Regions from separate parts of the Homo sapiens genome. Here regions 2, 3, 4 and 5 are each linked to region 1. Evidence: chromatin loops called from intact Hi-C (ENCODE). Cell type or tissue: HCT116. All regions are shown on one strand. Each heading gives the region's core, and the rest is flanking DNA. Links, peaks and the distances in the headings are about the cores only. Region 1 overlaps LINC01979 (long intergenic non-protein coding RNA 1979). Region 2 holds the start of LOC124904071 (a long non-coding RNA gene). Region 3 overlaps ENPP7 (ectonucleotide pyrophosphatase/phosphodiesterase 7). Region 4 has its middle 12 kb from the start of CBX4. Region 5 overlaps CBX2 (chromobox 2).

What was found. Hi-C counts contacts between places; a loop is a spot of excess contacts. Peaks named below come from ENCODE experiments on the same cell type or tissue, not always from the same donor. Only the 100,000 strongest peaks of a DNase experiment are listed, where the experiment ranks them.
Region 2: it touches region 1 in a loop (4-fold over the local background); 28 of 110 quality-filtered maps call a loop at or near these places.
Region 3: it touches region 1 in a loop (6-fold over the local background); 27 of 110 quality-filtered maps call a loop at or near these places.
Region 4: a loop joins it to region 1, with 4 times the contacts of the local background. A loop is called at or near these places in 44 of 110 quality-filtered maps.
Region 5: it touches region 1 in a loop (9-fold over the local background); 57 of 110 quality-filtered maps call a loop at or near these places.

What each region holds. Positions count from the first base shown.
Region 1 is chr17:79,913,398-79,919,613 of GRCh38, reverse strand. It overlaps LINC01979 (long intergenic non-protein coding RNA 1979), which reads left to right. Exons shown (of 6, transcript NR_110850.1): 5 at 1-3,427; 6 at 4,201-4,362. It overlaps LINC01978 (long intergenic non-protein coding RNA 1978), which reads right to left and starts at 257. Exons shown (of 2, transcript NR_110851.1): 1 at 38-257. In HCT116, for the core only: a CTCF peak has its summit at 3,263; a DNase peak (open chromatin) is centred at 3,333; H3K4me3 peaks cover 790 bases; H3K27ac peaks cover 657 bases.
Region 2 is chr17:79,805,841-79,812,056 of GRCh38, reverse strand. It overlaps LOC124904071 (a long non-coding RNA gene), which reads right to left and starts at 3,460. Exons shown (of 2, transcript XR_007065928.1): 1 at 3,071-3,460. RefSeq lists silencers at 306-485, 1,586-1,705, 1,906-1,985 and enhancers at 395-920, 2,795-2,924. In HCT116, for the core only: CTCF peaks have their summits at 3,004 (motif pointing right) and 3,203; DNase peaks (open chromatin) are centred at 1,786 and 3,196; H3K4me3 peaks cover 825 bases; H3K27me3 peaks cover 291 bases.
Region 3 is chr17:79,739,567-79,745,782 of GRCh38, reverse strand. It overlaps ENPP7 (ectonucleotide pyrophosphatase/phosphodiesterase 7), which reads right to left. Exons shown (of 6, transcript NM_178543.5): 6 at 3,564-3,989. Among named protein-coding and RNA genes, the nearest start is that of ENPP7, 12 kb to the right of the region's middle. RefSeq lists a silencer at 3,651-3,820. In HCT116, for the core only: a CTCF peak has its summit at 3,686 (motif pointing left); a DNase peak (open chromatin) is centred at 3,642; H3K4me3 peaks cover 754 bases; H3K27me3 peaks cover 343 bases.
Region 4 is chr17:79,848,813-79,855,028 of GRCh38, reverse strand. No RefSeq gene overlaps it. Among named protein-coding and RNA genes, the nearest start is that of CBX4, 12 kb to the right of the region's middle. RefSeq lists an enhancer at 3,597-4,796. In HCT116, for the core only: no CTCF peak of the experiment used is centred there; DNase peaks (open chromatin) are centred at 3,388 and 4,278; H3K4me3 peaks cover 2,676 bases; H3K27ac peaks cover 2,203 bases.
Region 5 is chr17:79,787,056-79,793,271 of GRCh38, reverse strand. CBX2 (chromobox 2) reads right to left here. Exons shown (of 5, transcript NM_005189.3): 5 at 5,289-6,216. CBX8 (chromobox 8) reads left to right here. Exons shown (of 5, transcript NM_020649.3): 5 at 1-1,140. Among named protein-coding and RNA genes, the nearest start is that of CBX8, 6.9 kb to the left of the region's middle. RefSeq lists an enhancer at 1,695-2,504 and a silencer at 3,166-3,315. In HCT116, for the core only: a CTCF peak has its summit at 3,251 (motif pointing left); no DNase peak of the experiment used is centred there.

The sequences.
Region 1 (6,216 bases), core at 647-5,646:
CCTTACAGGGAAACAAGCTGAGTGGTCCGTAACATACCTGAGGCGTTATTGCGAGGGACAGGCAGAGCTGGACTGGGGACCCAGGCTGCTTGACATCCGGTGAGGGCCGCTCCTCCCTCTGCCCACTCGGTGACTAGCTTGCTGGGTAGCACCGGGCAAGGCTGTCTCCCTCTCTGACTGCTCACTCCCAGCTGTAGAGAGAGGTGGTTCCTGGATCACGGAGCAGTGCCTGCCTAGGGTGCAGGCCTGGGCTCGGCACAGGGCCGAGAAGCTGCTGCTCTGCCCCGCCTCCGGGAGAGGTCCTGGCACTGCCAGCCCATGAATAAGGCCTGGCAGGGCGCCGGGCGAGGGTGTGCAGAGGTCAGCGGGGAGGGCCGAGTGGCAGCGTTCTTGGGACTGGCTGCCAGCTGCAGCTGGACCTGTTTGCCTGGGCTGGGCTGTCTCACTTCCCCTGGAGCGGAGAGAACACTGGGGAGGAAGATCAGGCGTGGGCAGTGCTTCAGGGGCCCTTGAACTCCAGGATGGCCAGCTCCTGCCACAGGGGACCCAGCCAGCCGTGGCCAGAAGCCAGGGAGCCACATGCTGGAGCCGAGGACAGGCTGTCGTGAGATCAGTTCCAGCCCCTAGCCCCCTTTCCCTGCAGGCCTGGCCTGGGGGGCTAGCACAGGCTGCCAGGGGAGGTCTCTTGCCCTGTGTGACAGGGGGTCCCAGCCTGTGGCCTGCAGCCATCGACACCACAACAAGATCCTTGCTGGGGTGTTCTGCAAAACCTCAGGAACCCTGTGCCCACAAACACTGCGTGAAAGTCACCAAGTAACCCTTCTGTGATTATTCATTCATCTGAGGTTTGCTCAGCAACTTTCAGTCATCTCAATCCTGTTGCGATGAAATGCAAAGTCCTCTGACAGCGTTGTGGGATTGGGAGTAAGTGTTGCCTTTAGCAGGTACCAAAAGTGCTACTGTTATCTCAAGCAGGTGTGTGACTTTCTATGACTTTAAAAGGGACCCTCCCAACTTCTGGGAAGCCAGCCCCCTCTGATCTAGCCAATGTACCCACCACTACCCATATTTGCCTCTCTCCCTGGCACCCAAGACTGGTGGAAGAGGAAAGCCCTCTTGTAGAGACAGCCCCACTTGTCCTGATGGAGGCCATGGCTCATCCCCTCACCACATGGCCTCACTGGGCTGGACCCTGGTGCATGGCTTGGGAAGGGAGGGGCAGCTCAGGACCTGAGACAGCACAGGCCGACCACCCCGTAAGGATGGGAAGGAAGTCAGGAGTCCATGCAGTGGCACAGGCCAGGGAGGGTGGACGTTGGGAGGGGGAATGGAGGCTTGGCCTGTGCTGAAGGAGAGGGGTGGAGGCGGGCATTGGGGTGGACCATGCTCTAGTGGGGAGGTCTGGCCAGAGCAAGCAGGTAGATGCAGTCACGGGGAGTCCAGTGAGGCGGACAGCCCTTCGCCCTCATCCGGTGCTCAGTGGTGGGGTGCAGTGCGAGCTTCCACCTTCATCTGTCCCCCACACACCACCACAGCCACAGACCACATTGCCCTGCCCTGGATGCAGGAGGACACCTGCACCTCACAAGCCAGCTTGGACAAAACCAAACTAGAAAAACGAAATGCCAGGGTCACTACTGTGCCTTCCACCGAGGAGGTGACGCGATGTGTGGATGGCGGCTTGCCTCTGTGTCTGTGCAGGGTGGGTGTGTTTGTGTGTACACCATCCACAGGCAGGTGCTCGGTGTGCAGTACATGCACACACACACACATGCACACACGCACACACATGCACACACACGCACACACAGACATGTACACACACATGCACACACATATGCGCACACACACACGTACACACACAGAGGACAACATTTGGGTCAATGTCTTGCTGGGGTCTATTGGTAACACACTAAGCACTTTGCAAGGGAAGGAACTTTCCAGGGACCCTGAGCAGTGTCCAGTGGAGAGGCTGTCATCTCTGCCCCACAGCCGGAAGTGGCACCTCCCCACCCTTGTGCACAAGAGGCAAATGGACACAGGCTCCCTGAGGCCCCACACTTCCCACAGACACCCCCCTTCCCTCACAGTCCTGGGTAGCTGGCATTTTGGGCCAATCCACAGTGGCTTTAGTGGTTGACCATGGCTGAGAATATTTTGGGAACTGCCTTTTAGAATCCGTTGACAAGACACACAGACGCTGCTGTCCCGGTACTTTGCAGCCTTATCCAGGTTCACGTTGGTTTTCTCTGGATTGGGCAGTAACTCCTCCTTCCCAGGGGATGGTCATCTTTGTGACCCCACCCGGGTGGCTCTTTCCGACCATCCTCTCCATCATGGGAGAATCATGGTTTCCCACCAGAAAGGCCACCCTGGTCACATGTGCTGGGATCTGGGAGAGGAGTTCCTGATGCAACCCTGGTGTCGGCGGGGCCACGGCACCACACAGGAAGGCCAAGCCAGCTGGAGAGGCCACAGTCCTGAGGTGTGTGTCACCCCGATGTTTGTGGAGCCCCTTACAGCCAATGCTGGCAGTGCTGGGAACGCCCATGTGGAAAAAGGAGATGAGTTCCTGTCCTTGGGGAAGAGCTCATGGCTGTGTTCTTCTTGGGGAGCACCGTGGCCGGGGAGAGGAATACAAATTCTCTCTCACCTTTTATAACCCCTCCTTCAGGCCTTACGGTGAGGACCCATCCAAAGCAGAACCATGCCCAAAACAAGATACCAACAAGGAAGCATGGTGTAAGCACAGCTCACCGACAGCCGTTTCATATGGGGCTTCAGAACACCCAAGAGAGCTTTGTGTGACTCCATTGACTTGAGGTGTCCAGAATGGGCCAATCCATAGAGATAGGAAGCCGATTTGTGGTTTGCCCAGGGGCGGCGGCAGGAGGGGAATGGGAGGCAATGTCTCATGGGTGCAGGCTTTCTTTGAGGGTAGATGAAAGTGCTCCAGAATTAGATTATAGTGATGCTTGCACAACTAGAAATTTACTAAAAACTATTTAACTGTATACTTTCAATGGGAGAATTTATGGTATGTTAATTATATGTCAATAGAGCTGTTAAATATTTGAAGTATCATGGGGAAATGGCGCTGAAGGTATTCATCGGTATGTACTTTCTGATTTCATTGTTTAAAAAAATATGTGCTCATATATAGTAGAAAGACTAGAAGGAAACACATCGAACGTTAACGGTGGCTTTGTCTGAGTAAAGGAACAAGAGAATGTTTTATTCTGCACGTGCAAACAGCCAGGGGGCAGGATCCGTCTAAAGTTGGGGTGATGCTGCCATCCTACAGCCCAGCCTCTGGACCAGCCCCTCCCTGCCCAAGGTGACCTGTGACTCAGCTGCAGCGGCATCCAGCGGCCAGGGGTCAGCCCCTCCCTGGGAAGGGAATGCTGTGGGCCTGCAGGGCGGGCAGGTGAGGCCACAGCGGGCGTGGCTGGCAGGTGAGACCTGCGGGCCCCTCTGGCTGTGAGCTCCAGCCGGCTCCCCTCAAAGCAAGCAGGCAGGAACCGCTGTAATTACCGCACAGGCAGGCGGGCGGGCGGGCAGCACCCCTCCCTCATTCCCGAGGAGAGGTCACCCCAGTGCCCTGGCCTGTCCCAGTGGCATCGTCCAGCAGCACAGTCGCCAGGCTGCGCTTGACCCTCCAGGAGGGGCCAGGAAGTGGAGCTGGCCCAAGAGGGAGGCGGTCAGGGGACTGAGGCTGGGGCCTGGCCTGACCCTCGCTCTGAGCCCCCTACAAAACCACAGCCCCTGAGCCATGATGTTGCCCGTCTTGCGCCTTCTCATCTGTCCTCACCTGGCTTTCCACCTCCACCCCCAGCTATACCCAGAGCCTTCCAAATGGCTTTGAGGCCCTCCTCCACCTGCCCCTCGACCCTCCAGCCCCTGGCCCCACCTCCTCCTCCTGCGTCCCTCTGCTCCCTCACTAGCTTCCTGCTGCTTTGCAAGCCCCCGGACCCACCTTCCACCTGTGGCTTCATGCTGCCACCCTCTCCCTGACACTCGGTTCCTCCAGACATGCTCATGCCTGGCCCTGCCGCCCCACCCAGCTTTTCCCCAAGGTCATTTGCACGGCAGCCTCCTCTGACCACCCACCCAAGCAGGTGCACACACATGTGCTCACACACATGGACACGCACCTGCAGTCCTGCTCTCCCAGCCCCTCCTTGTGCTGCCTCTCCCCAGCTCTGCTCTGTCCACTGTGTTTTGCCACCTGGTCGTTTTGCTGGCTGCCCAGCTCTGCTGTTAGGACAGAAGCGCACGAGACAGGGAGTCCTACCTACCTGTTCCCAGTTGTGACCCGGAGCTTTGCAAAGGAGCTGGCTCAATAAACGTATGGTGGATGAATGAATGAGTGAATGAATGAATGAATTAGTGAATGGATGAATGAATGAGTGAATGAATGAATGAAGTGGGGCAGTGGTCCTGCCTAGTACTCCGGACTGCACACAGCCTTGTAAGGGAAAGTTCCTGGGGAGTGGGGTCATTGCTGCAGGCACTGCCTGAGTCACTTGGTTATTCCTGGCCACAGAGGACATCCGAGGCTGGAGTGGGGCTGAGCTAGGGGGGCCTGAGACTGGGGCGGCCACCTGACCACACAGCGGGTTGGGGGGGCTTGGGGAGGCCATCGTGGGTGAGTTCAGCCCTGGTGGGAGCAAAGAAGGGGTGTCCAGGCCCCAGGTGGCAGGTTTTCAGAAGGCAGGTGGGGTGGGCCAGGGGTCTGGGGTCAGGCCTCCTGGACACAGCGCTTGGGGACAGGAGGCCGAGGTCAGCCTGGCTGCTCTGGGAGCTCCCTGGCCCTCAATCAAGGGAGTCAGTCTCTAAATTGGGAGCTGAGTCCTGCTGATGGGGATGCAAAGGCGGATGTCTCTGTCTGCTCAGCCCCCGTGCAGCTGGCCGGGGAGCCCTTCCTCAGGCCCCAACTGCGCAGGCGACAGGTATGTGACCATGAATAAATAGCCACAATTATCCCTCCCCTTCCGTTACCCTGCTGCAGGCTGGTGGAAGGGAGGAAGGGCAGCCTGGCGGCCCCTGCTGCCTCCAGAACCCAGGGGAGCCCTGGGGATCACAGGTGCAGCCAGCAGCGGGCACTGGCCGGGGAGGGCCAGGTCGATGGTAGGCTCACAGTATGGACCGGCTATGGGCTCACCTCAACATAGAGAAGTCACTGGAGGTAGTGACAGACACCAGAGACCAGGGTCTAAATCCCAGCTCTGCCCCTTTCCAGCTGTGTGACCTCAGGCAAGTTGCCACACCTCTCTGGGCCTTGGTCACCTCCACTGCCAGAGAGGGTGAAAAATACTGATCTCTCAGGGTCAGGGCAAGGCACAGCCAAACAAAGAACAGATGCAAAATGCAGGGGGTGGCAGGGGATGGCAGGGGGTGGCAGGGGATGGCAGAGGGTGGCAGGGGTGGCAGGCATTGGCAGGGGGTGGCAGGGGATAGCAGGGGCAGAGTCTGTGCTGAATATGTGACCGCTGCGGCTGTGCTTCTGCTCCTTACTCTTGTCAAAACCATCATCATTCTTACCACCCATTGTAGTATCTCCAACCGCAACACGGGATCGGTCCCCAGGGCCCACCCCTCGGTTGCTGAGCCTCCTCGCCGAGTCTATACACGCATCCCTGATGACCCAGGATATGTTAAGCTCCTTCTCATGGAGCTGAAGGATTTTGCCCCCAAACCTTTGTCCACTTTGCAAAAGCTCCCAGCCCCCTCCCTGCCTCCTTCCCAAACGTATCCACTTGCTCTGCAGCCACAACTGCCCCCTCCCCCTGCTTGGACAGCCCCCGGAGGATGGAGGATGCTCTCAGTCCCCAGGGTGGGCTTCCCAGTCAGCTCCCTCAGGCCCTTGGTCCCTGCAGAAAGATCCCCAGTCTCCAGCATCAGATAGGCCAGCCTGAGCCGAGCAGCCTCCGAGCCAAGGAACAGGCTGGTACTCCAGTTTCCCCAGACCTCGGCTTCCCCTCCTGCAAAATGGGATGACAACGCTGGCCTAGTGAGAGCGATGAGGGAGTGTGTCCCAGGGCCACCGGCAGAGCCTGCCCAGCAGCCTGCACTCTGATCTTGGGGGGCACACTGACAACACCTGCGGCCCCTGCTGGGTCCTGGGGGGCACAGGGAAGCCCCGTAGGGGCTGGTTCTCCACAAACTCCCCCACCTTCAGGGCTTTTTCCAACACAAGGCGAAGGGGCCACCCAG
Region 2 (6,216 bases), core at 784-5,783, 110 kb after region 1:
GAGGCAGCACCCGGGTATCCATGGATTTTCCAGGACCTGAAGAGGTCTCAATGGCAGAGGTCCGGCGCTGGGCGAAAACCCAGGCAAACTCTCCGCCCCAAGGGCACTCCCCAGTCCCTAGTCTGGAGGGAAACAGCTTTCTTCTGGGCAAAACACCGCGGCAGCGAATCTCAGCTAAGGTCAGGGAGGGATACATGCTGGCACCAAGGGCTGCCGCCGCCGCAGCGCTTCCTTCCGCAGAAACAGCAAGGAGGAGGCGGCCGAAGCTAACTCGATCCAGCAGGCAGCGCCCTCCCCAATCTAGCACCCTCGTTCCCTGGCAGTGCCCGCTTCCACCACCTTCCTCTGGTAGGGACCAGGTTAGGGAATTTGAGATTTTGAAGAGAAGGAGGACGAGGGTAAGGGAGGATGCCCAAGACGGGCGGAGGTCGCGCTGGTCATCGCGCCCTGGTCCCCATCCCCCACTCTAGCTGGCCCTCCCACGCGACCCCCACCTGCGCGGTGTTCCAGGCGCAGGCTGCCCAGCAGGGGGCATCGCCGGGCGCCTCCCGCAGGCGGCAGCCCTAGAGGCGAGCTCGGTCACAGGCACAGTCCCTAAGGGCACTAGGGTGTCCATTGTCTTAGCGGTTCCCTTTGGGTGAACTCAGGACAGGAGTGGGTCCCCGAGAGGATGGCTCTGGCCCCCACGGCGTCGCCAGAACACGCGCGCCGGAACCGTGACAGCCCCAGAGGGGTCAGCCGGACACCTGTGCATGCGTGCGCGTGCGCGCGCCTCGGCGGGTTGGGGAGGGGGCGAGGGGCGCCCCCGAATCCGCAGTGCCCTTTCTGCCTGAGTTTGAGGCGATCGAGAGCCTTATCCCCAGAGGAATAGCTACGCCTTCTCTCTTCGCCCGCTCCCATCCCGCGGGTGGGCCCGGCGCTGGGCACCTGACCAACAACCCGCAGCCACCGCTCCACTGCATTCTGCCTGGAAACCCCAGAGTGGTTCTCCTAGTGCATTTTTCTCCCCGCACGCAGGGGTTTTTTTTTCCTCAACAATTGGCAGGTTTTTAAAGTAACCTTTAAATGAGACATCGATTTACCATTATTATGATTGCATTCAGAAATCCAGCCCGAAGGGACACCCTGGGAGATGCTAATTTGGAGGTATCTAGGGCTGTTTATGATTTAGCACTTCCCTAGCCTCGGAAGCACATTTCTTTTGCAGCTAATTGCTCTGATTATCTAGGGGGGAGGTGGCGGAGGGGGGTGGGGGGGGGCGGTCTCGGACTGTTCCCAGAGCCCCGTGCGTGCACGCAGTGAACCTGATGCTGCAGCGGCTACTGCGGCAGCGACACACTCTCACACACACACACACACACGCACACACACACACACGCACAGACACACACGCACACAAGCTCCCCTCCCGCATCCGGGCCTTCCCGCTCCTCCGCCGTTGCTCGCCGGGTTTGGGGAGGGGGTGCGTGGGGTGGGAGTGGGAGCGTGCGCGGAGCGGGAGAGGACAGGCCAAGCGGCCACGGGAGAAGAATGACAACGAGGCAAAGGGAGGAGGAAGGCCGCGGGAAGAAAAATTGGGGAGAGGGTACAGGCAAAAAGGGGGGTTAAGCAACGAAGGGGGTGCGGAGGCGAGGAGCGGAGATACCCGGGGAGAAAGAAAGGGAGGGGGCGGGGAGCGGGCGGGGGCGGCTGGCTGGTTTCCACTCGTGAGAGCCGGTTGCCGAGAGACGCGCGGGCCAATGAGCGCGCACCAGCTCAGCCCGGCGCCCGCCGCGTGCCCTTATATGGTGCGGCCGCTCGGCGGGCGCTCGCGCACATCGCCATATAAGGGCAGGAACCTAAATACAGGCTATACCTTGTTCTCCGCTCGCCCGGCCGCGGCCCCGGCGATCGATGAGCGCGCCGCCGAGCGGGCTGCGGCGCGCGGGCCCCGGGAGCCGGCGGGGAGGGGGCCGCGGCGGCCGTTCAGCCCGGGCCAGATGTGGCCGGCGCAATGGCTGCCCGGCCAGCTGCAGCGCTCGGAAGGTGCCACTCGCCGCCGCCGCGCTCCCCATCCTTTCCCTCTCCCCCTGCCCCCCCATTTGGAGGTGCAAATGCAGATGAACCGGGATTGAAATCTAATTGCTTTTGTTTAAAAAAATGTGAGCCAGTCCGTGTTGAGTTTGAGCAGACGCCTGGGATCCCGGCAAACCAAGCAGAACGCCTGGGGGAGAGAAGGGGAAAAGCCCTAGGGTCTGGGCGGGGGGCGGGGGCCGGGGGGAGGCGCCGGTAGAGTGCTGCGTGGAGCCTCAGCGCCAGGAGGCCGGGAACAGTGGCCACGAGGACCCACTGGCTCTGTGCCCTGGAGGCGCGGGCGGCCTGGAGCCAGCCAGGTGGTGGAAGGGAGAGGTGAGAGGTGTCGCTGTCACACCTTTCTTCTCTGTCGCTGTGCCAGCCCTGCTCCTGACGGCAGGCTGCAAGAGGCTGGGGGGATAGGGGACAGGCCCCCCAGCTCGGAAGATTGAAGCCATCAGGGCCGGATCTGGGCAAGGAAGGAGTCATCTCAGGGATTCTCTGCCAGAGGGGCGGTGGGTCCTGGGTGAAGCCTCCTGAGATCCTGGTCTCCTTGGTCAGATTGACGCCTGCCTGTGCTGGTGACCTCAGTGTCCGTCTCGAACAGGACGCCCCACTTGCTTTCCCTCTCCCCACTTCTGGCTGGTCTGTTTGCCCACGGAAGAGGAGTCTGAGCTGCCCCTGCAAGGGTCTGGACGGTGAAAGTGGCCCCAGGATGTCCAGGGAGTGTGGAGGGGCCTCTCTGGCTAGGACACGTGGTGCACTGACCCAGTTCTCTCACGCAGCCTGGTGGCAAGGCGACTTGGTGCAGGTGTATGCTGTTGTAGACCTAGTGGTAGCCCGCCTAGCACCCCCACCAGGTGCACAGTGAGGCCTTTACCTCCCACGGGTGGCAGAAGGCAGGAGAGACCCCCGACACCCACAGGCCCCAAGGCCTCACCGGTGGATGGCACGGAAGAAGCTTATGCACCTGGAGCAGTGGCCCCTAATATGGAGAGGACTGTCCCTCAGCACATACCCATCGCCCCTCAGGTGTCCTTCTCCGCGCAGTTTAGACTGTGATTGTGTCAACCTTGCCTCGGCTCGCCAGTGCCTGGAGATGCTGACAAGAGAGCCTCTTTCTCCAAGGAGGCCATTTCCAGTAGCATGATGCCACCTATAGAATGTACCTGGAATTAGTCTGAGCTGCAGCCTTGCTGCCAGCAGTGTGGGGCTGGAGGGAGGAGCACACCTTAGATTGTTCCTCGCCAGAGTTGAGCCTGGAATGGTAGCCTAGTCACACAGGCCTTCCCCTGGAGTCCTCCTCTTGCCACCCTGTGTCTCCTAGTAGGTATTTGGTAGCTCTGGGCCTGGCATCATTGGGAAAATGGTGGCCAGTACCCGGTGTATCTGGGACAGGAATCTGCCACTCCTACTAGGAGTCCCTAGCTTCTTGGGCAGGCACAAACTCCAGGGTTCTGTGTACTGCCCTGGGCATGTGCATCAGTGGTCAGCACTCAACAGTCAACAAGTATTTCCAAAAGGTTCAGGAAAACCCTCATATGCCTACACGAATGATCTCGAGGTGTCGAACATGGAGACCAGACTGGCGGCCCCAAGGCTGCCTGCTCCGAATGCTGGTTTTGCAGGGAGAAAGAGAGAGACTTGTCCAAGGTAACCCAGTTAGCCAGGGGCAGAGCAAGCCTGGATTTCATTCCCAATCCACTGTTTTATGCATTATGCAGGTGCATCTCAGCAGCAGCCCAGGCATGGGCTTCTGTGTCAATGTGGCTTGTCAATCCTGGAACCCAGGAGCCCTAGCATGGGGACTTGAAACTGACTACCATTGATCTCAGCCAGTCCTACTCCCTGAGCAGCTGGACAGAGGCTGGAAAAGCCAGTGGGTCTCTGGTCTCAGGCTGCTAAGCTCCTGGTCCCGCCAAAGGCTGGGATTGGCCATAGCCAGTGACATTGCCACAGGCTGCTCTTCATGCCAAGCTCCAAACCCTAGCGCAGCACAGCCATGCCCGGCTCCCCTAGGTGCCTGGTTCCACACCAGCAAGAGCTACCCTGAAGCTTCCCCTTAGGCTCCTCAACTCTTGGGTGACAGATTTAGGTTGAGCTCTGTCCTGTGACTTAACTTGGTCATTAACAAGTTACTTAACCCTCTGAGCCTGTGTCTTCATCTTTAAATGGAGCCTCCCTCTAAGGGTTGTGATGAGGAATAGAAGCAGAGTCCCGTAAACCTCCAGCACAAAGCCTGGCTCAGAGCAGCCCTCACTCAGCGGATGGTGGCTACATCTGTCCACTCCCAGCACTCTGGTACACCCTCTTGTGCCAGGCTAGATACCAATGGGATACAAACACCATAACACATCATGTCCATTTGAGCCACTGTAGAAACAGGTATTCCCAGCACTCCCTCGCAGATGCCGTGATGAGTGGTTGGTGGGTATCAGATCCAACCCCCTTCCTGCCCTTGCACACTTTCTTCCAGTCCTGCCTAGCTCCACCCTCTGCCCTGCCCTGCCCCCTGTGACAATCCAGGGCCCTGCAACCCTTCACACACCACTTCCCAGGGCATCCTTGGAACTGCCATGTAGACAGCCCCAGAAACTTTCCTTCCAGGGAAGGGGATGCGTGAACCCACAGAAGCTGCGGAAGAAACCGAGCCTAGGACTCCTTTCTCATCTTGGAAAAACAGCAAGTGTGTGTGTGTGTGTGTGTGTGTGTGTGTGTGTAGTATGGAGTCCTGCTTTCCTGGGATCCTGTGGGTCCATTACAGATGCCTGTCATAGCAACAAAATGGGAAAGAACTGGCCCATTCTGCAGGTGGGACCACTGATTTCCAGGAGAGAGACCTGATCTTGTGGTGCAAGCACGTGAGGCACTTCCCCAGATTCCACTGGCCACTAGTCCCACGATTTGAAGGGACGGGCAGTCAGTGTTGAGAGAGGCAGCTGGTGAGGCACCTGGGTTAGACTGCAGGTGCCGAAGGACCCAACAGGAGCTGTGGGAGAAAGTGACTCAGTCTTGCCCTGTCTTGCCGTGGCAAATCATCTCCCCCAACATCCACTCCTGTCTTTCTCCCCTTTTCTTTCCCTACACTCGATGCCCTCACTCTGGGAACGACATCTCTGTGATCTCTGCCAGCGATGGCCCCACCTGCTCCTGAAGACCCTCGACTCCCCCATGCCCACCTGTGCCCACCTTCTTCATTTCGGCTGGACACCACTGCACACCAGACTTGTGCAAAGTGAGGGTCAGACTTGGGGATATGCTCTTAGATGTTCCCGACTCCTGAGAGGGACCTGTACCCACCCCGCTGTCCCTCACTGGGGAGCTGTAAGACCACTCCAAGGCTGAAGCCCAGTGTCCTGCACCCCTATCCAGTGGACACCCTTCCCATTGCTCAGGCCCTTCCAGGCTGAATGGCGCCCCCCTCAAGAGGAGAGGTCCAACCCCTCCCCTCAGCTTGGGACAGAGTGGGGGTGGGGTAGAGAGGACAGTTCCCCAAGGGACTGCCCACCCCCATCCCAGAGCTCGTATAATGCCTGGAGCAGGCTGGAGAATGAGGTCCGCCAGAGATCCTGTCTTGCAGACCTAAGAAAAGGTTTCAGGGAACAGAAGAATTGGTAACCCCTGCAGGCCTCCCTGCTGGCCACTTCCTCTTCTATTCATCCCAGGTCCTCCCTACTCTCCAAAAGGGAGAAACTGAGGGAGAAACCTGGGACTGAATGGAAGGCCTGGAATCCCAACTCCCCCTGAGGTTTTTGGCTGGGAAAATACCTGGGGACAGCTGGAGTCTTCGGGTATCCTGGGGCGCCCCTCCCCCAGAGCGCCCCCTTCCCCTAGGGAAACTTTGATCTCTCTCTCGCTCTGTCTCTCTCTCTCTCTCTCTCTCTCTCTCTCTCTCTCTCTCTCACACACACACACACACACACAGGCACACACACACACGAACACACACACATTGGAAAGGAGATGATACCTCTAAAGTCAGGCTGCACCGTCGGGGTGGTGTAAAAAAGTTAGAGACTGCCTCAAAAGGGCAGTGGGAATGACCGCAAAGGGAAGAGGAAGGAGATAAAATGAGGCCTATCCCTCCCAACCCAGCAGCCCGGCTCTCCAGAGACACTCCCTTTTCCAGGCCCTACAGTCCCTTGGCACCCTCCTCCCTTCCCA
Region 3 (6,216 bases), core at 717-5,716, 170 kb after region 1:
GTTACTGCTAGCACCTGGACTGGCTAAATTCAGAGAAAGATCTGGGTTGACAGGTTTGTGTGGATGATGTGTCTGTGTGACTCGTCCCCAGTCAGCTCCAAGTGGCTCCAATATGCAGTGCACGGCTTTGTGTCACCTGTGGTTTTCTTCCGAGTCTGTTTCAGTTGGGCCGATGGTAAAATGAGCTTTGCATAGTCAATTGCAAGGTCGGTGTTGAGCAGTTCTGAACTTGGTCATCTGATAGCCCGGGAAACACCGTGCATTAGGCAGGGAAAACTGGGGGGAATCTTTGGATGCTGTCCATGGGAGGCCAGTGCTACTCTCCAGAAACTTCTTGGGCTGGCCACATGGTTGGTGGGCAGAGGAGGCAGGCCAGAGCCTGATGACCCCCAGCAGGTTTGCCGTTGGCCAACCTCTTGTATATAGTTTGTCATGTCCCCCAGCCACCTTCATTATTACTTAGTCAACATTTCTCTTTGAATCAGCTCATTCTTTGTTACTTAATATGATTTTTTCTTGAGACAGTGTCTTGCTCTGTTGCCCAGGCTGGAGTGCAGTGGTACGATCTCGGCTGACTGCAACCTCTCATGCTCAAGCGATCCTCTCACCTCAGCCTCCTGAGTAGCTGGGACTACAGGCATGCACCACCACACTTGGCTAATTTTAAAACTTTTTGTAGAGACAAGGTCTCATTATATTGCCCAGGCTGGTCTTGAACTCCTGGGCTCAAGCGATCCTCCTGCCTCAGCCTCTCACCGTGCTGGGATTGCAGGCATGTGCCTTTGTGCCCGGCTAATTTAATTTTTTAAAAGACTCTTTTGGCTGGGTGCAGTAGCTTACTGCCTGTAATCCCAGCACTTTGGGAGGCCAAAGTGGGTGGATCACTTGAGGTCAGGATTTGGAGACCAGCGTGAAACCCCATGTCTACTAAAAATACAGATATTAGCTGGGCATGCTGATAATTACAGGTGGCAGGCACCTGTAGTCCTAGCTACTTGGGAGGCTAAGGCAGGAGGATCACCTGAGCCTGGAAAGTGGAGATTGCAGTGAGCTGAGATCACGCCACTGCACTTCAGCCTGAGTGACAGAGTAAGACTGTCTCAAAGAAAAAAAAAAAAAAGACTTTTTTAAGGACCATGAAGAGATCCCTTAAATTAGGCCAGGCATGGTGGCTCATGCCTGTAATCCCAGCACTTTGGGAGGCCGAGGTGGGCGGATCACCTGAGGTCAGGAGTTTGAGACAAGCCTGGCCAACATGCTGAAACTCTGTCTCTACTAAAGATACAAACATTAGCTGGGCATGGTGGCACATGACACGCCTGCAATCCCAGCTACTCGGGAGGCTGAGGCAGGAGAATTGCTTGAACCCAGGAGGCGGAGGTTGCAGTGAGCCAAGATTGCACCATTGCACTCCAGCCTGGGCAACAAGAGTGAAACTGTCTCAAAAAAAAAATCGCTTAAATTAATTTTAAAAAGGAAAAAGAAAAAAAACAGATGTCAATGAAAAATGAGTAGCACTAACCAAAAATTGAAGGTGATTATAAAAACAAACACAAGGCAAATCAAGCTGTGGCAACCGTCCATCCTATGCTGTTGCTTGGCTGCTGGAGCTCTGAGCCTGGTGCCTCTCTTCATGTCACAGAAGACACCTGTTAGGGGTGGGATTATGGACCAGAGACGTTCTGCTAGAGAAGCAAGAAGGCTTGGAGGTGAGTCTATAAGAGTGAATGACTTTCTCACAATTTGATACAAGGTAATTGCTGCCCTGTCTCTTCCTAACACCCAGGTCTTCCATGTAGCAGGCCCTGTTCGCAGCTGTTTGTGAATATTAACTCATGTTATCACTGAGACCACCCTATGAGACAGGTCCTGCCACTGGTCCTGGATTTACAGAGGAGGACAGGCCCAGAGAGGTTAGCAACTTGCCCAGGGCCACAGAGCAGGTGTTGGAGAGGGGGAGCTGGATTTGAACTGGGACTGTGCTGCTCAAGGTGGCACCCCTCACATTTGACACCTAGGGCTGCACAGATAGGAAAATCAGCCCCCCATGCGTGCAGCCAGGCCTCAGCCCCCATGCTCCTGACACCGGAAGCTCCATCAGCGAGTGCTCGGCCAGCCACCAGGACTCTCTTGGTGATGCCTTTGTTACACCAGACATCTGGAGCAATGGAATACTGAATGTGAGACAGACTTGGTTATTTTCCTGTCTCTCTTCTTTCTTTCTCCTCTCTGTTTCTTTTCTTCTTCTGTGGATGAGGCAATTCTCACAGCTCTGGTTGGCCCAGTCCCTGCAACGCTGATGAACAGGGCTGAGCAAATGTGGTGGTGGTGGTGGGGGGCTCAGAGGAAGGCAGGGCTTCTCTTGGAGACTGGGCAGTGGCAGTGCCGGCACTGTGAGCGCTCACCACTCCGAGGACGTGGATGTGGACTCTACCTGGTCTCCTCTGGCCAGGTGGGGCAGGCTGAGGTGGGCTGAGACTGGAATTGGGCCTGTCCAGGGAGGGTCCCCCCCTCCCCTCCCCAGCCCAGCCACAGAGCCAGAGCTTGTGCAGGTGGGTGGCTGGCCTGGGTGTCATGGGGTGTGGCTGCAGGCACTGGCATGGGGACCGGGGCAGTCCTTCCAGGAAGAACAATTGGATTGTGGGGCAGGGGGCCCACAGGCCAGGCCAAAGTCCAGGCTCTTCAGGCTGAGGCAGGACTTCAGCCCCAGGCAGCCAATCAGGCTGCTGCAGAGAGCAGGCTGGAATGGGCCCTGGAGACTCCATGGAGCTGAAGCAGGAGACCCGGGGTGGGGGCTAGGGGCTGCGGGCTTTGGAGGCAGGGAAATAGGCAGATCTGACAAACTCAGACTTCAAAGACTGTGTCTCCTGGTGTCCCAGCTGGTTTACTATGCAGGGTGGCACTGACAAACCCAGCACCTCCCAGGGCAGGATTTTAATCCTCCCAGGGGCTGCCATCCTTGAGCACCTGCTTGGGGCCAGCCTCTGTGCCAGCCTCCCCGCAATGTGTCCACCTTACTCTCAGGTACCCCAGGGAGGCAGGCATGGTCCTCATTATCCCACTTTTTCAGATGAGGAAACTGAGGCTGGGGAGGGTCAACTGCTTTGCCAATGCCACAGCATCTGGGTGGGGGGCCAGGGCTGGAACATGAGTTTATCTGACTCCAAAGCCTATGCTCTTAATGCACAGGAGAATAGGTGTGGAAGGGTCCCTCGGCTCCTGGCCACGGCCACCCCAGTCCTGTGTCAGAGCCAATCCACGCGACTTTCTTTGCGGTGTTTCCGCCTGGTTTAACGTGATTTCTTGCTGAGCACCGTGGCTTATAGATGCTGCTTCCCTATCGTTCACAAAAAGCCTCCTCATGCCTTCCCCCCTTCCTTTTAGGAAACTCACCCCTTTTCCAGGACTGGCCAGCCGTCCAACCAGGGCCCACCCCTAACGAGAATGGAGGGGTCCCTGGGGCTTGTGAAGCCTGGCAAGGAGTTAGAAATTTATCCCACGCTGGGGTCAATGGTGGGACCGTCGGGAAACCGGCAGGCTTTAGGGAAAAGTCTCCCCCGTGCTGACTGTCGCGGCTTGGCCTTTATTCCCATGGGTGCTTTGTGCCGGGGCGGGCCCCTCCCAGCTGACCGAGGCCGGGTCTGCAGGTTCCAGCGCCCGCAGAGCTCCCGCGCGCCCCCGCGTGGCTGCAGACGGCAGCGCCGCTTCGGGAGCGGGTTTTGCAGGAGGAGGGGGCCCGAAGGGGAGGAGCAGGAGCAGGGGCAGGGGCAGGGGGCCGGTTATGGGACCGGCTCGCCGGGGGCTCTGGACCTGGGCTGCGAGGCTTATTACCAGCACCATAACAGCCAAGCAGGGGTTGGCGCTGCCGGGGACAGTGGCATGCAGCCTCTGGCCTGGGATAAGCTGGGGAGGCAGGGTCCGTCCGCGACCAGCAGAGCATCGCAGCGAGACAGCCGGCCCAGGGCCTGCGGGCAGCTCCCGGCGGCTTCCTGGAAGAGCAAGCAGCACGCGTTGGTCTGGGAGGAGAGGATGGGGCAGGCTGAGGGCAGGTCTGGTGGGACAGGTGAAGCAGCGGTGCGGCTGGACTGGGAGGGAGGGGTCGTGGGAAACAGGATGGTGGGCTGGGGGAGGGGGGGCGGCAGGCAGTGGAAGGGGGCGGCCCTACCAGGCTGCGCTGAGAAGGGCCTGTGTAGGGATTCCTGGGAGGGCACAGGTGCGGGGCAGGTGTGGACATGGGGGTGGCGTGCTGATGTCAGGCTTCAGACCCTTCTCCCAGGGCTGGGAGGGGAGGGGTGGGCACTGTCCCAGGCCTGGCTGGCAGTGTGCGGATCCCAGGAGGCAGAAGAGCTTCCCCTAGTCTTCTGCCCGCTTTTCTGGCTGGGGAAGGAGGACTCTGTAAAGTCAGGGCAAGGACTGCGTCCGTTCCACAATGTGCCTTTAACTGGCCACATGTACTTTCAACACTAGCTTCAGAGGAAAGAAATGGGCCCAAGGGACTGGGCCCAGTGGCTCATGCCTGTAATCCCAGCTTTTTGGGAGGCCAAGGCTGGAGGATCGCTTGAGGCCAGGAGTTTGAGACCAGCCTGGGCAACATAGCTTGCTTTTCTTTTTTTAAATTAAAAATTAAAAAATTAGTTGGGCATGGTGGTGCACACCTGTAGTCTCAGCTACTCAGGAGGCTGAGATGGGAGGATTGCTTGAGCCCAGGAGGTCGAGGCTGCAGTGAGCTGTGATTGCACCACTGCACTCCAGCCTGGGCAACACAGTGAGAATCTGTGTAAAAAAGAAAAGAAAAGAAAAGAAAAGAAGCTAGCCACAGAAGACAGCCTAGTTCCAAATGGACTTTACCAGGCTGTGATGAAAACTTCGGACCCCCCAGCTCTTAGCAACCTGCTCAGCCCAGCAGATGCTGCTTGTGAAAGATGATTCTGCGGGCTTCTTCCCTACTTTGTGTTCGGTGACCTCACGTTGGTAGCTTGAAATGGGCCATGGTGGGAGTATTCACGCCGCAGAAATGGGTAAGGGCCAACAGCAGGGCTTTTTGAGGGGGATCTGGAGAGCAGGTTTGCTGGGACGCCACCGTGGCTGCTCCTCTGGGGAAAAGCCGTGTGAGAATATGCAGAGTCACATGATCTTTGATTTTCTGTGCTTCAATTTCCTTGTGTGTGAGTCTGAATAATGACTTTTTCTGAGTCCCTCTCTTGGTTAATGTGGAGAACAAATGGTTGTGGACTCTAGCGCCATGGAAACCTTATCACTTCCCTGCCTAGTGCTGGAAGACTTGCTTCAGGACCCAAGCCCCTGAGCACAGAGAGGCAGGCGTTGTGGCTGAAAGTACTCGGGACCAGGACCTTAAAACTGGCATTTACACACCACCAGCCACTCTTTGGTGCCCTTGGACCAGTCAGCTAACGCCTCTGGGTTCCAGCATCCTCGTCTGCCTGAGGGGTTCGGGCTGAAGGGTCCTCTGGTCCCCTTCCGGATGTGACATTTGGCATGAATGGTCCTCCCCACCACACACATCTCCACATTCCTACTTCTCTAAACCCTAAACCCGCTCCTTTCTCTTTCATTGATTTATTTTGTAGAGACAAGGTCTCACTCTTGCCCATGGTGGAGTGCAGTGGCAGGAACAAGGCTCACTGCAGCCTCCACCTCCCGGGCTCCAGCGATCCTCCCACCTCAGTCTCCCTGCCAGTAGCTGGGATTACAGGCACGCACCACCATGCCCAGCTAATTAAAAAAAAATTTCCTACAGAGACGGGGTCTAACTATATTGCCAAGGCTGGTCTTGAACTCCTGGGCTCAAGCGATCCTCCTGCGTCGGCCTCTGGAAGTACTGGGGTTCCAGGCGGAAGCCACCGCACCTGGCCTCATTCCCCTCTTGACCCATGACAAGCTCTTGGCTTTTCCTGTCTCACCAGCCCCGCCTTCTCAGTGAGTGGTGTGGTCACCATCTCTTCTCAGTCCACTCCTTCTGGCTGGGGGCTTTCATTGAGTCCCATAGCTTGTGTTGACAAGTCTCAAATTTAAATTGCCAGACTAAACTGCATCCCTGGCTGTGGACTCATCTGCACAACCTGTGCCCAGGAACAGCTGCACGTGGCCGCGTCGCCGGCATTGAGGCTGATCACGGCCGAAACAAGTCTCGGCCCCCCCGACTCCTGTCCCCAACAGTTTAGCATGTCAGCAAGTGGCTCAGGACCCAAGCATTGG
Region 4 (6,216 bases), core at 755-5,754, 65 kb after region 1:
GAGACATGTTGCTTCTACATTGCCTCGAAGAAGCTGACCTGTTGCAGGAGAACGCCCTCTGGGGAGGGCAGTGGCATGGTGGCTCTCTACCCCCAGTCCCTGCTGATCCCACAGCTCCTCCTCTAGTCCCAGGAATTGCCCTGTGGCCCCAGGGTCTGGGTCTGACCCCGTTATCTGGTCCCCCCACTTCCTTGCTTAAAACCTCCAAAGCTTTGCCATAACAATGAGACTCAAGTCCAAACTCCGAGTCACAGACACTCAGGCAAACTGCCTTCCTCCTTCTTCAGTCTGCCATCTGACCCCACTCCCCCAGCCCACGCTGCCCACTGCTCCTGCCTTCCTTCTGGTCCTCAAACACACTCAGGAGGTGCCTACCTCAGGGCCTTGGCACCTGCTGTCCCAGCTCCTCCCCAACCTAGAGATGACAAGCCACACACTCCTTCCTCAGTGAGCCTTCCCTGACCACTAAACCTAAAGCGTGCTTTCTGCAAACACACTTAAAAAATAAACTTAAAAAAGGACAATTCTTTCCCAGCAGCAAGAGGAGAGTCAGGGCCAGGGTTAGATCAGCCCCTCCTTGGGTTGAGCAGATATAGATGGTGGCAGCATAGACATGGTCAGTCCCTAAACAGCTGGGAGAATGGAGAGCAGGCAGCAGCATCAGGCAACCCCAAGGATAACGGGGCATGCGTCCAGGGGCATGTGGCCCTCAGCCTTTGGACAATGCCTAGGGGCTTGGAGCTCTGGGCATGCGTGCAGCCCACAGGAAGGAACACCTTGTCCCAGAAGTATGAGCTAAAGATACTGTCCCAAAAGGCCAAGGTCACCATCCTCAGGACTGGGCTGCACCTTTCGTCATGACCCTGTCGAACACGCTGTGGTCCCTGCCCTACTGACACCTGGTTCTTACCACTTGCGCCCTTGGCCTGGTCAGGCCTCCTGTCTCCTAGCCTTCTTTGGGGTTGGCTATCTATGGAGTTGAATTAATTCCCTCAGCCCTGCCTAATTAAACATCTCTCATTTGTTTACAGTAATCTAAATGCCTCCTCTGGGCTGGTGCTTGTATGAGATGCTAGTAAATGTTTAGCATTAACAATTGGCTCTCTGAAAAAAAGAAATGTATGCATGCATGTATATTTATTTATTTATTTATTTATTTATTGTAAATATTACTGATAGGCAGGGCGCGGTGGCTCACACCTGTAATCCCAGCACTTTGGGAGGCCAAGGTGGGAGGATCACTTAAGGTCAGGAGTTTGAGACCAGCCTGGCCAATATGGTGAAACCCTATCTCTACTAAAAATACAAAAAATTAGCCAGGCATGGTGGTGAGTGCCTGTAATCCCACCTAATGGGAGGCTGAGACAGGAGAATCGCTTGAACCCAGGAGGTGGAGGATGCCCTGAACAAAGATCGCACCACTGCACTCCAGCCTGGGCGACAGAGCGAGACTCCGTTCTTAAAATATTTTTTTTTCATAAATAAATAAATATTACAGATATAAAGGATGCATAGCACGCCATTCACAAATAATAAAATAGGCCAGTCACGGTGACTCACGGCTGTAATCCCATCACTTTGGGAGGCCGAGGCGGGCAGATCACCTGAGGTCAGGAGTTCAAGACCAGCCTGACCAACACGGAGAAACCCCGTCTCTGCTAACAATACAAAATTAGCCAGGCATGGTGGCATATGCCGGTATTCCCAGCTACTCAGGAGGCTGAGACGGGAGAATCACTTGAACCTGGCAGGCAGAGGTTGCAGTGAGCTGAGATCACACCGTTGCACTCCAGCCTGGGCAGCAAGAGGGAAACTCCATCTCAAAAAAATAAAATAAAATAAATAAACAAATAATAAAATAGAAGATACTCTTCATTGTAAGCTCCATATACTGATGGATTCACAGAAGGTTTTTGTTGCTTTTTTGCCAAACTCTGGGATCAGTTGCCAGCCCAGGCTTGCCTTTGATAAATGAGTGTGGTTCTGACTTGAATGGCTGTGGGTATTTTCATTTAAGTTAACCAGTAAAACGAAAGTGAAACAACGAAGGAATAGGTCAAACTTCTCGTTCATAATGATGTCAGGAACTTCTTTCATAAATCAGGGAATAGTTTTTTAATACTACTTCCTCCATTCCTGTGCTCTTAGGAACATAATGGGCTGGGTGTGGTGGCTCATGCCTGTAGTCCCACCACTTTGAGAGACCGAGGCCACTGGATCACTTGAGCCCAGGAGTTTGAGACCAGCCTGGACAACACAGCAAAAACCCGTCTGTACTAAAAAATACAAAAATATTAGCCAGGCATGGAAGTGCACGCTTGTAGTCCCAGCTAATTGGGAGGCTGAGGTGGGAGGATTGCTTGAGCCCGAGAGTTGCAGATCACAGTGAGCCAAAATTTTGCCGCTGCCCTCCAGCCTGGGTGACACAGTGAGACCCTGTATAAAAAAAAAAAAGAAAAAAAGAAGAAGAAGAAGAAAAGAAGGAACAAAAGAACATAATGGCTACAAACAGGACACACTTTTTTGTTTGTTTTGTTTTGTTTTTTGAGATGGAGTCTCGCTATTGTCACCCAGGCTGGAGTGCAGTGGTGCAATCTGGGCTCACTGCAACCTCCGCCTCCTGGGTTCAAGCAATTCTCCTGCCTCAGCCTCCTGAGTAGCTGGGATTACAGGCGCCCGCTACCACGCTACCACACCCGGCTAATTTTTGTATTTGTAGTAGAGACGGGGTTTCACCATGTTGACCAGGCTGGTCTCGAACTCCTGACCTCAAGTGATCTGCCCGCCTTGGCCTCCCAAAGTGCTGGGATTGCAGGCGTGAGCCATCGTGCCCAGCCAACAGGACACACTTTTAAGTTTAATCTGCATGATTAACACTTTTTCATCACTTTCTTTTTTTTTTTTCTATCACTTTCTAAAGTATAGACAATCAACAAAAGAAAAAATCAAGTCACGATTTGTCGTGTTTACCAATTTCTGTTGAGTAAAAGCTCCAGCCATAGCTGGCTTCAAGCTACCATTAGGACAGCGCTGAAGGCAGAATTGGGCCGAGATGTGCAGCAGCAGCTGCCCCTGCGTGGCGTTTTCCACCACACACAGGGGACACAAAGAACCCGGGAACATGTGAATCTGAGGAAATCACTAGGAAGGAGTCAGTAGTGAGCATTTATTATTGTTGTTCTTTACATAATTTAATTGTAAATGCCAATCATTTAATTTGTAATCATGGCTGGGTTCAACAACGGGTTCACAAAATGTCTGAGAATGTGGCCAACGGCTCTTGCCAGCCCGTACGGGTGGACCAGCTTCATCTGGCTGTGTGAGCTCACTCGGTCCTCACACAAATCCTATTAATTCAACATTCATCTGACAGGTACGTGCTGGGCACTGTGCCAGATGCCAGGGACACGTCGGACAAGGGTGTGGACACGCCCCGACGCTTGCAGCTCTTATGTTCCAACAGGAGATGCAGGCTGGAAACACCATCAACATCCAGAGGATACTGTCTGTAAGGAGGTGAGGGTGCTATGTAAGCAGGAATAAGGAGATTGGGAGTGTTGGTGGGGACAGGGCTGGGACCGTAGTGATCAGGTGGTCAGGGCCAGCTCATTACAAAGATGACATTTGAGTAAAGACTTGAGTGAAAAAGAACCATGCAGTTATTGGAGAAAGAACATTCCAAGTGGTGGCTACAGTCAGTTCAAAGGCCCTGAGGCAACACCAAGTCAGTGTTTGAGGATTAGTGGAGGAGCCCGTGTGCCCAGAACAGAGTGTATAAGGGAGAGAGGGGTGGAAAAGAAAGCCAGGAGGTCACGGGGACACATGAGGCAGGGCCTTGGATGTCAGAGGACTTCTTAGGGTGTTGAGCCTAGAAAGTCTCCTCTCCCCTTTGCAGATGAATACACTGGTGCTCGGAGTCACGCCGGTGGCCGGCGGGAGAGCGGGGAGAAGCCTGGGTCCGTCTGGCTCTTACCACACCATGCTCCTGCTTCCACATGGCAGAGGGACAGTCAGCAGGTGTGCAGCGCCCCAGCTCCTACTTGTCTCAACAGTCCTAACTGGCCATGGCCAAGAGTTCTGTCAGGTCAGTCCCCGTGGATCTGGACCTCTGCCTGGGTGGCTCACGGGGCAAGCTGGGAGGAACAGAGACTCTACTAGGTATTAGGACCCAAGGCCCATAGAGGCTCCCACACGAAGCTGAAGACAAGGCTGTCTAGGACAAGTAGATGAGTCACATCTAGTCTGACACGCAAGTCACTGGGGTGCACCCCACTTGCAGGGGCATTCCTCCCACATGAGTAAGTTGCTCAGCTGCTGGTGACCTGGGGAGGTGCAACCTTAATGGGATGAAGAGGAAAAGGGGCTGGGTGTGGTGGCTCATGCCTATAATCCCAGCACTCTGGGAGGCCGAGGCGGGCAGATCACCTGAGGCCAGGAGTTCGAGAACAGCCTGGGCAACATGGTGAAACCCCTTCTCTACTAAAAATACAAAAAAAAAAAAATTTAGCTGGGCATGTGGTGCACGCTTGTAATCCCAGCTACTCAGAAGGCTAAGGCAGGAGAATTGCTCGAACCTGGGAGGCGGAGGTTGCAGTGAGCCAAGACTGTGCCACTGCACTCCAGCCTGAGTGACAGAGGGAGTCTCTGTCTCAAAAAAAGAAAAAAAAAAAAGGAAAAGAAAGGGTGCGTGTAGTGTAGCTGGGAGGAGGGTGACCGAGCATGCAAACACCACTACTGGGGCACCCCAGCAGGCTTGGGGACTGATGAGGCCTCAGCTCAGAAAGCCTGCTCCAGGCCCCTCCTCCTCCGCCCTCAGCCACGTGAGCCTGCTCATCCTGACTACAGCTGGACACCTGACCCTGGGGCCACCACTAGTTTCCCCCAACAGGGATGACGAGGATTAACGGGACAGCTCTCAGCCTGGGAGGACTCTGGTTGCTGGAATGAGCTGGTCTGTTGGGGGAGGGGGCACTGGAAGCCAAAGGACCCAGAGGGAAGCAGAAACGAGACAGGAGCCAAATCACAGCCACGGAAAGCCAGCAGAGACCAGTGAGCTGCCAGAGGAGGGGACAGGGCCTGTCACATGGGACCTGCACAGACCCATGGGGCCCTGAGATCAGAATGGCCCCAGGTGGGTGGCATGGTCCAACACCTTGAAATTGTTAATAATTATTAATCAAGGAGCCCCACATTTTCATTTTGCCCTGTGAAGCGAAAGGCCCCACCACCCTTGTCTGGGGCTCACAGGGAATTGGGAAACTCTCACGAGGGGGTCCCTCCAGGCAGAGTCCTCTGGATAAAAAAGGGACAGGTTCTGGGGAGCTGGGATGTTCTTTGTGTCACCTTGAGTCATAAGCCGGGGTAGAAGTGAGGGAGGAAAGAAACCTTTCTTAGTTTTCTTAGGTTTCAGACCCATGTGCCTTCGGGACGGGTGGGGATGCTGGTGGGTTCTGTCTTGGGAGCCCATTGCTCATTCTCCCAGATATTTCTGCCCAGCTAGGGTCCTGCCTGTGGGCCTCTGGGCCGTGCGAGGAGGACCAGAGCCTGGCTGTTTTGAAATAGACAATTATGGCCAGTTGGACCAGCCTGTTCAATACTCTATTGACAAGTTCACCTTGGCAACCTGGAGCCTGGCTCCTCTGTGAGTGATTCTACCTCCTGGTGTCCCTTTGGTCTTAAAGACATATCTCCACCCTCTCCCAGACTGTGCATGACCCCCGACGAAGGGACCAGGCCATGCATGCACCAGCAGAAGGTGCAGGGACTCCTCCCCGCCCAACTCTCAGCCCCACTGCCACTCTGCAGTGAGGGAGTCTCCTCCTCTGTGCCTCACCCTCAGTCCCAGGACCTGACGATAAAGCTCGTTTACCTGGGGCAGGGGTTGCAGAGGTAGATGATGTATTTCATCCCTAGTCTGCTCTGGAGGGTGGGATATACAAACCCTCAGGTCCAGCGACACCTCTGCAGGATTGGAGGGTCTGAGCTGAGGGGAAATCACGGACGTGCATCACCCCTAATCAGACTGCTAATGAGCGACATGAAAAATGATGGCGGTACAATCTATGTCGCCCTGGAGCAGCCTGCGCCAGCTCGGCAGGCTGCGTCCGTCAACACTGACCTTTCCTTTCTGGAAAACCAGAGCTGCCCCAGAGCTGGGACTTGTCCTCCAGGACACACACAGGTGCCACAGCAGAACACAGTGTTTCTTGGTAATTC
Region 5 (6,216 bases), core at 706-5,705, 130 kb after region 1:
TCTATTTGAACTCGACATTCAAACTCCGCCAAAGGGGGAGGGAGGAGCGGGAGTTGGGAGTGGGGACGGCCGCGGCGGGGAAGGCCGTGCGAGGCGGCGGGGCCTGGGACGCCCCTGCCCGGCGGACTTGACCGCTCTGCGCTCCGAGGACGCAGAATGCGCGCCCCTCTTTTGACTCAAAAGCACAAATCAGTCCCCTCCACTCCACCCCCGTCTCTTGGAGCACGGATCCCGCAGCCTCCCTGCCCTCCCCGCCCTTAAAGGGCCAGCGAAGATCTAACTTCCCATTGCTTGTTGAGGGAGGGGCGCGGGGGCCCTGCACGCCAGAGGAAGCACAGACTCGGGGGGAGCGAGGCGGGGAGTCGGGGGTGGGGGAGCTTCGCGTGGGGTGGGGGGTGCTGGGAGGGAACCCCAGCCTCGTCCTCCGCACTCCCGGCTTCTCAGCCTCTCCTCCAGACTTTCTTGCCTTTAAAGAGAGAAAAGGAGGGAAACGGTGTACTACATGATTGTGTTTGTTTTTGAATATCAAATTGCGCCTATAAAGAGAAGCCCCTGGAATGGGGATTTTTATCTACTCACATTTGTAAAACTGGTATTTTAGACTTTGTATAAAGAAGCGCCGTTGACCGAGTGTATCTATTTAAATGTCGATGCTATTTTCAGATGAAACTTCACTGAAGGGGCATGTCTGTTACCTAGTGGACGGGACTGGGGGATACGCGTCTTCACCTGGCCGCCGCCTTCCCTTCTCTCCCGCCTGTCCTTTACTCCCACCTCCCTCCCTTCCTGGGGGCTGACTTTGCCCCTTCCCTTGGACCTTCTTTCCAGCCAGCTCTGTCCCTGCCGCCCCTCCGTCCTGCTGTTTGTCCGTGGCCGTGTGTGTATGTGTCTCCTTCTCTCGCTCTTGCGACGCTGACCTGGGGGGTGGGTGGGCAGGGGCCGGGGGCCACGTGGCTGGGAGTCTGCAACCGCGCAGGGTGTGTGCGCTGTTGGGTTTATTTAATTCTAAGATTTGTACAAATCTCCAATCGATCTCCGCCTCAGCTCAAGAGTGAAGCTTCGGTACCTATCTTCTGCGGTCGTGAATGTCTGTATCCAATACCGCTTTTTACGTGTTTAAATATATACTTTGTAAATAGAGACATGTCTTGGTTTTATTCTTCTTTTTCCTTCCCTGAGCAAAGGGAAGAGGCATCCCGGGAGGAGAGGATCCGTCCCTCTTCTCTCAGTACTCATCCCGTCCTCCCGCCCCCATCCTCGCCCCCATCGCGGGGGCACCGTTCCTGCAAAGGCCCTTCCCCAACTGGGGAACCCACCTGGCTGGGATAGAGGTGGGCGTGGGAGGCCGCTGGGGCAGACTCCCCTCAGCCCGTCCGGGGGAATCCGTGGCTCTCCGCACCTACTGGCTGCACTTCTTCGGGCCCCGGGCAGAATCTGGGGATCCCGGGAGGATGCGCCTGAGGTCGGGGGTTCCACTTTCCTCTGGCGGGATCCTCCAGCGCGCCACACCCCCAGGCCGGAGGCGTCTGGTCTCCGAGGCCCCGGGGCCTCGCCGCGTTAGCCAAAGCCTCCCGGTGCCAGCCCCTCGTAGCTGTCTTGAGACCCACTCCCCAGACCCACCCAACCTTGCTAGCGCTCCCCTAAATGCAGAGCCTCGCGCCTATTGATTGAGGAATTGAATTCGCGGGTATTGCTAGGCAACTGCAAGCTCGGAGCCGGCGCAGAGCGCTGCTGATGTGATTAGTGAACCTGGAGCCGCCGCGCCGCAGCCCCGCGCACCCCCGCCCCCGAGTCCCCGCAGCCTCTCCGGCCCAGGTCTCCTGGGCGGGCCTAAACCCCAGCGCTGGGCAAGGGACGGTGCGGGAGAGCAGAGTGCGGGGTGGGGGGTGGAGAGAGAGATGTTCTTGGCCTTTTCTGGCCGCAGACTTCACAGCAGTGGGGGCGGGGTCTTGAAGCCCGCACAGGAGAGCCACTCTTCGGATCCCCAAAGAGGCCACCGCACTAAACCCATTTCTACTTCCGTAGTGCCCCGCAGACGTCACCCTGCCAGGAAGCCACGATTCAGGCTCACCCCTAACGCCCACCAGGAGGAACATGGACAGGGGTAGCTCACGCATCTCCAGCCCCTTGCTGAGGAGTCAGTGGCCCGGCCCTTGGCAGAGCTTCCCCCTTCCCCAGCTGTGACCGGTGTGGGAGGGCGCGGGAGGACAGCAGCGTCCTGCTGCCCAGGCCCAGGTTAGCGGGTCACAGAGCCTTGAGTGTCCTTCCGACGTGAGGGCCTGCGCTGCCGGCCGAGTAGGGTCGCTGGCCGCCAGGCGTCAAAGATCTCCGCCCGAGACTGCCCCACCGCAACGGGCGGTCTCTGTGCTGGCAGGGGACGTCAAGGGAAGGTGGGTGGGGTGGCCCCGCGATGGTCGCCACTTGGACGGGGCTCCCTCCTGCGTCCACTCGGACGGGGCTCCCTCCTGCGTCCACTCCTGGGCGTGTGGGGCAGTGGAATGGGCTACTGCTTAAGCGGATGGGAGGGCGCCCACCCTGCCCCTTTTTCGGGTTCGCTGGCCATCACCACCCTCGGCTTTGAGGAGCGCCCTCACGGGTTTCCATTTCCTGGGCAGAGTCCCTGGGAATCCGCCACAACTGCAGAGACCAGGCGTGCGTGGCGGCCTCCAGCCGGACTGGTTACCTTGCGTCCCGAGGACAGGGCTGGCTTGTGTGGCCACCGCGGCGGGGAACCTGGCCTCGCACAAACATTGGTTGGATTGGAAGGTTCATGCTCTTCCTAGAGTGTCGGATCGGATTCATTTTCTGTCCGTTTGATGCTGGCTTCGCACCAATCCTGATCCAGGCACTGTGCCATGCGCCCGGGCCGCTGGCGCACAGACCTGTCCCGGCCCTCTGGGGCTCCTGTGCTGGTTTCCTCTTCTCCTCTAAAAGCCCTCCAGGCCCAGAGGAGCCTCGGACCCAGCTGAAGTCCGAGACTGGCGTGGCTCGGGGCCCGGCGGGACTCCGTGCTGTCCGTCGTGGAAGGCGGCTGCCCGCAGCCTCGGGTCCTGAACGCGGCGAGAGAGGCTGCGGGCTGGGTCGGGGCTTTCCTCCTGAGACTTCGGAGGCGGAGGTGGCCGGGGTGCAGGTGGTGCGATTGAGTCTCGGGCACCCTGGAGCCGCGGCTGGCTTTTCCCTCGTCCGTCCGAAGGGCCGGCGGCCGACCTTGGTGGGACGCGCGCGCCCTCTGCAGGTGGCGGCGTCGGCCCGGGTCGCCGGCGCCCACCCCTTACCCCCGGGGGGCCGGTGGCTTTCTGGTTCCGAACCCGAGCTGAGAAAGCCTTACCTCCCCCCGACCCAAAGGTACCGCTGGGCGCCCACCGCCACGGGCGCCCCCTCTGCGTCCTCCCTGAGGCCCGGCGCTCGAGCCACGAAGGCGGAGGGGAGGAAGGAGAGGTCCAGCCGCCCGGATGACCGTCCTCCCAGCCCCTCCGCACCCATCGCTCCCGGTGCCCTCGGGCAGGTCGCGGCGGCGTGGGGTCGGGCCATTGGCAGCCCAGTCTGTTCTTCTCAGGGTCCACTGGATTAGGCGATCACATCAGCGGCGCCGAAACTAACAAAGGCCGAGCGAGCTCGGCCCGGCACCCGTCGGGCCGAATCCCTGTAGAAATGGGCTCTCCCGAAAGCCTGGCTCCACATCCGGGGCCGCGCCTGCTCCTGCTCGGCCAGCTTGCTCCTTCCTGGCGGTCCCAGCCCCTTTCTGCAGCTCTCATAAGCCAGAGGACAGGCCCGCTGGGGTCGCCCTTGCCCACTTTCTCCAAAAGGAAACAGCCAGAGCCTTGCGAAGGCAGCAAAAGAGAGCCCACCAGCAGTCTTCTTTCTCTGCAACAGTCGATTTCGAATTCGCAGGACTTCCTGGAGCGGGCTAGTGCTGGGGGTCACATTTCCATTTGCAGGGGGAACCCTTTCCTGAACCAAAACATTCAGGCCTTGGCCCCAAGTAGCTTTTCACCCAGTTACTCCAACATCTAGGCCCAGCTTCTCTCTTCACTTCAAAGAAGCTCTATTCTCCCTGGAGGCTGGAATTCATGAATAAATTCATGCTGAAGTTGGTGGAAGCCTTAAGGAGCCGGGGAAGGTTCTGTAATAAGCAAATCGCCTCTTTATTCGCGAGCTTTGGGTTAGGAGTTGCAGTAGCTGCTAACTCACAGTGACTCCCCTGGAATTTTATGGCTGCCTCCTTGTAAAGCATTATTAGCACATGTGGTGGCTTCAAGGGGTTGAGTGGCTTTCCAACACAGCATCTCTGGATACTGTGGGCGCGGGGAGAGGGAGTTTTATTTTAACTTTGCATGTCTTTTGAAGGGAGCAGTCTCAAAATGAGTTGATTATATATTGCAGCATCCCTGACCTCACCTGACAGATGCCGATAATGCCGCCCCTGCCCCCAACCCCTGCCATTGTGTTTTTTCTGTTTTTCCCATTAATTCAGTCTCTCAAACTCAGCACTACTGACGTGCTGGGAAGGATCATTTCTTTCTGTCATGGAGACTGTTCTGTGCACCTCAGGACGTCTAGCAGCACTCCTGGTATCCACCCACTAGATGCAAGTGGCATCCACCCCACAGCGTGACAAGCAAGATCTCCAGATCTGCAAGTGTTCCCTGGAATGCCAGTTGTTCTCTGTTGTGAGCCACTGGTATATGGACTCTTAAACACCCATCCTTTGCTTGGAAACATATCTTTTTCTGCACCCTCTGCAAGTGGCCTTTCCCAGTCTTTGATTTTTCTGTGCCCCAAGTATTTGGCCTATGTCCAGACGAATTATTTTGCCTCAAGAAAGGAAAAGAGCAGAGTCTACTGTGTTTCCAGGGATCACTCATGATGTACATCAGGCCAAATTTTTTTTTTAAAAATTTATTGATATACTAAGAGATAACAAAAGGACAAAAATCTTCTGACGCCATTTGCTGTCCTTCCCCTGCAAAATAAATTAACATCAGTCTAAAAGAAGAAAAAACCCTGCAACCTATGCTAGTTTTCCAAAAATGCTAGAAAACCCACAGAATCATGAGATGCACTTGAGTAAAATCTGGTCATGTAGGCACTACCTGTTCCCAACTCACCATTCCCCTTCCCCACACCATCAGGGGCTTTTTGGGGGAAGCATTTCCTTAAACTGGTTGATCCTAATTAAATGTGGGCCCTAGGCTGCTGTCCTGTTTCAACAGAGATCCTTTCCTAGGGCAATAACATATCTACTTTTGTTCTCTTTTAAGAAAGCAAACAGCCATAGTTGAAAGCAATTAGAAGTGGCATACATGAATGATTTTTTTTTTAATTAAAAAACACAAATCAAGCCAGTGATTGGCTTTGGTTCAAAGCTTGATCCTCCCCTGAAGTCTCCCCTTAGTGAAAGCTCTCGGCCCAGAGCCCTCTCCAGCTAGGTCAGAATTTCGAGTGTAACCAAAACAAGGAACACTCTTTTTTGGTACAAAATATATACATATAAAAATATGCTAACATCTCTAAGGAAGACAGACTGGCCACTGCTTCCTATTCAATACAGGAGCAAACAAAACGCGGTTAACACACCATTTCACACACACACCATTGCCACAGTTCCTGCGGGACCTTCGGGAAAAAAGCAACAATGCATCGTCAGAAGTGCCAGATACCTAGCTACACAAACACAAACACACACACAAATAGCAGCAAATAAAAATAGAAAAAGTCTACTTTTATTTATTGGTAAACATAAGACAACCAAGTCTGAGCATCTGGTGCAGTTCCCAGTGACGGCACTTGCCCTGCACACGCTCTTGAAGCACCAGGAAAAACACACAACACAGTAAGAAGGCAAAGTGGCTGGGAGTAAGGTATCTGCAGATTCAAACTTTGGGATTGAAGTAGCTGGTAAACAGAAAGGCACCGAATCAGGGTCTGGAGAGACCCGGCTGCTGGGGAGGAATCTGGCCTGCCCAGGCAGACAGGGACAGACATCCTCATTTCTCCAACAGCTCCTGGAAGCCGAGTCACCCCAAGGGCTTGGAGAGCTGTTAGTCTGGCTTTGGAGCAGTGAAGGTAGCACAGTGCTCAGCAGGAAGGAGTCAAGACTTTGCTGTCGAGCACAGGGAGGCTGGTGCCTGAGGCTCAGCGTGCCAGGATCCACGCCTCCTCCCAGGCTGCGCAGTGAGCTGGAATCTCTCCCTCTCCTGTGGGAGCAGCTCTTCC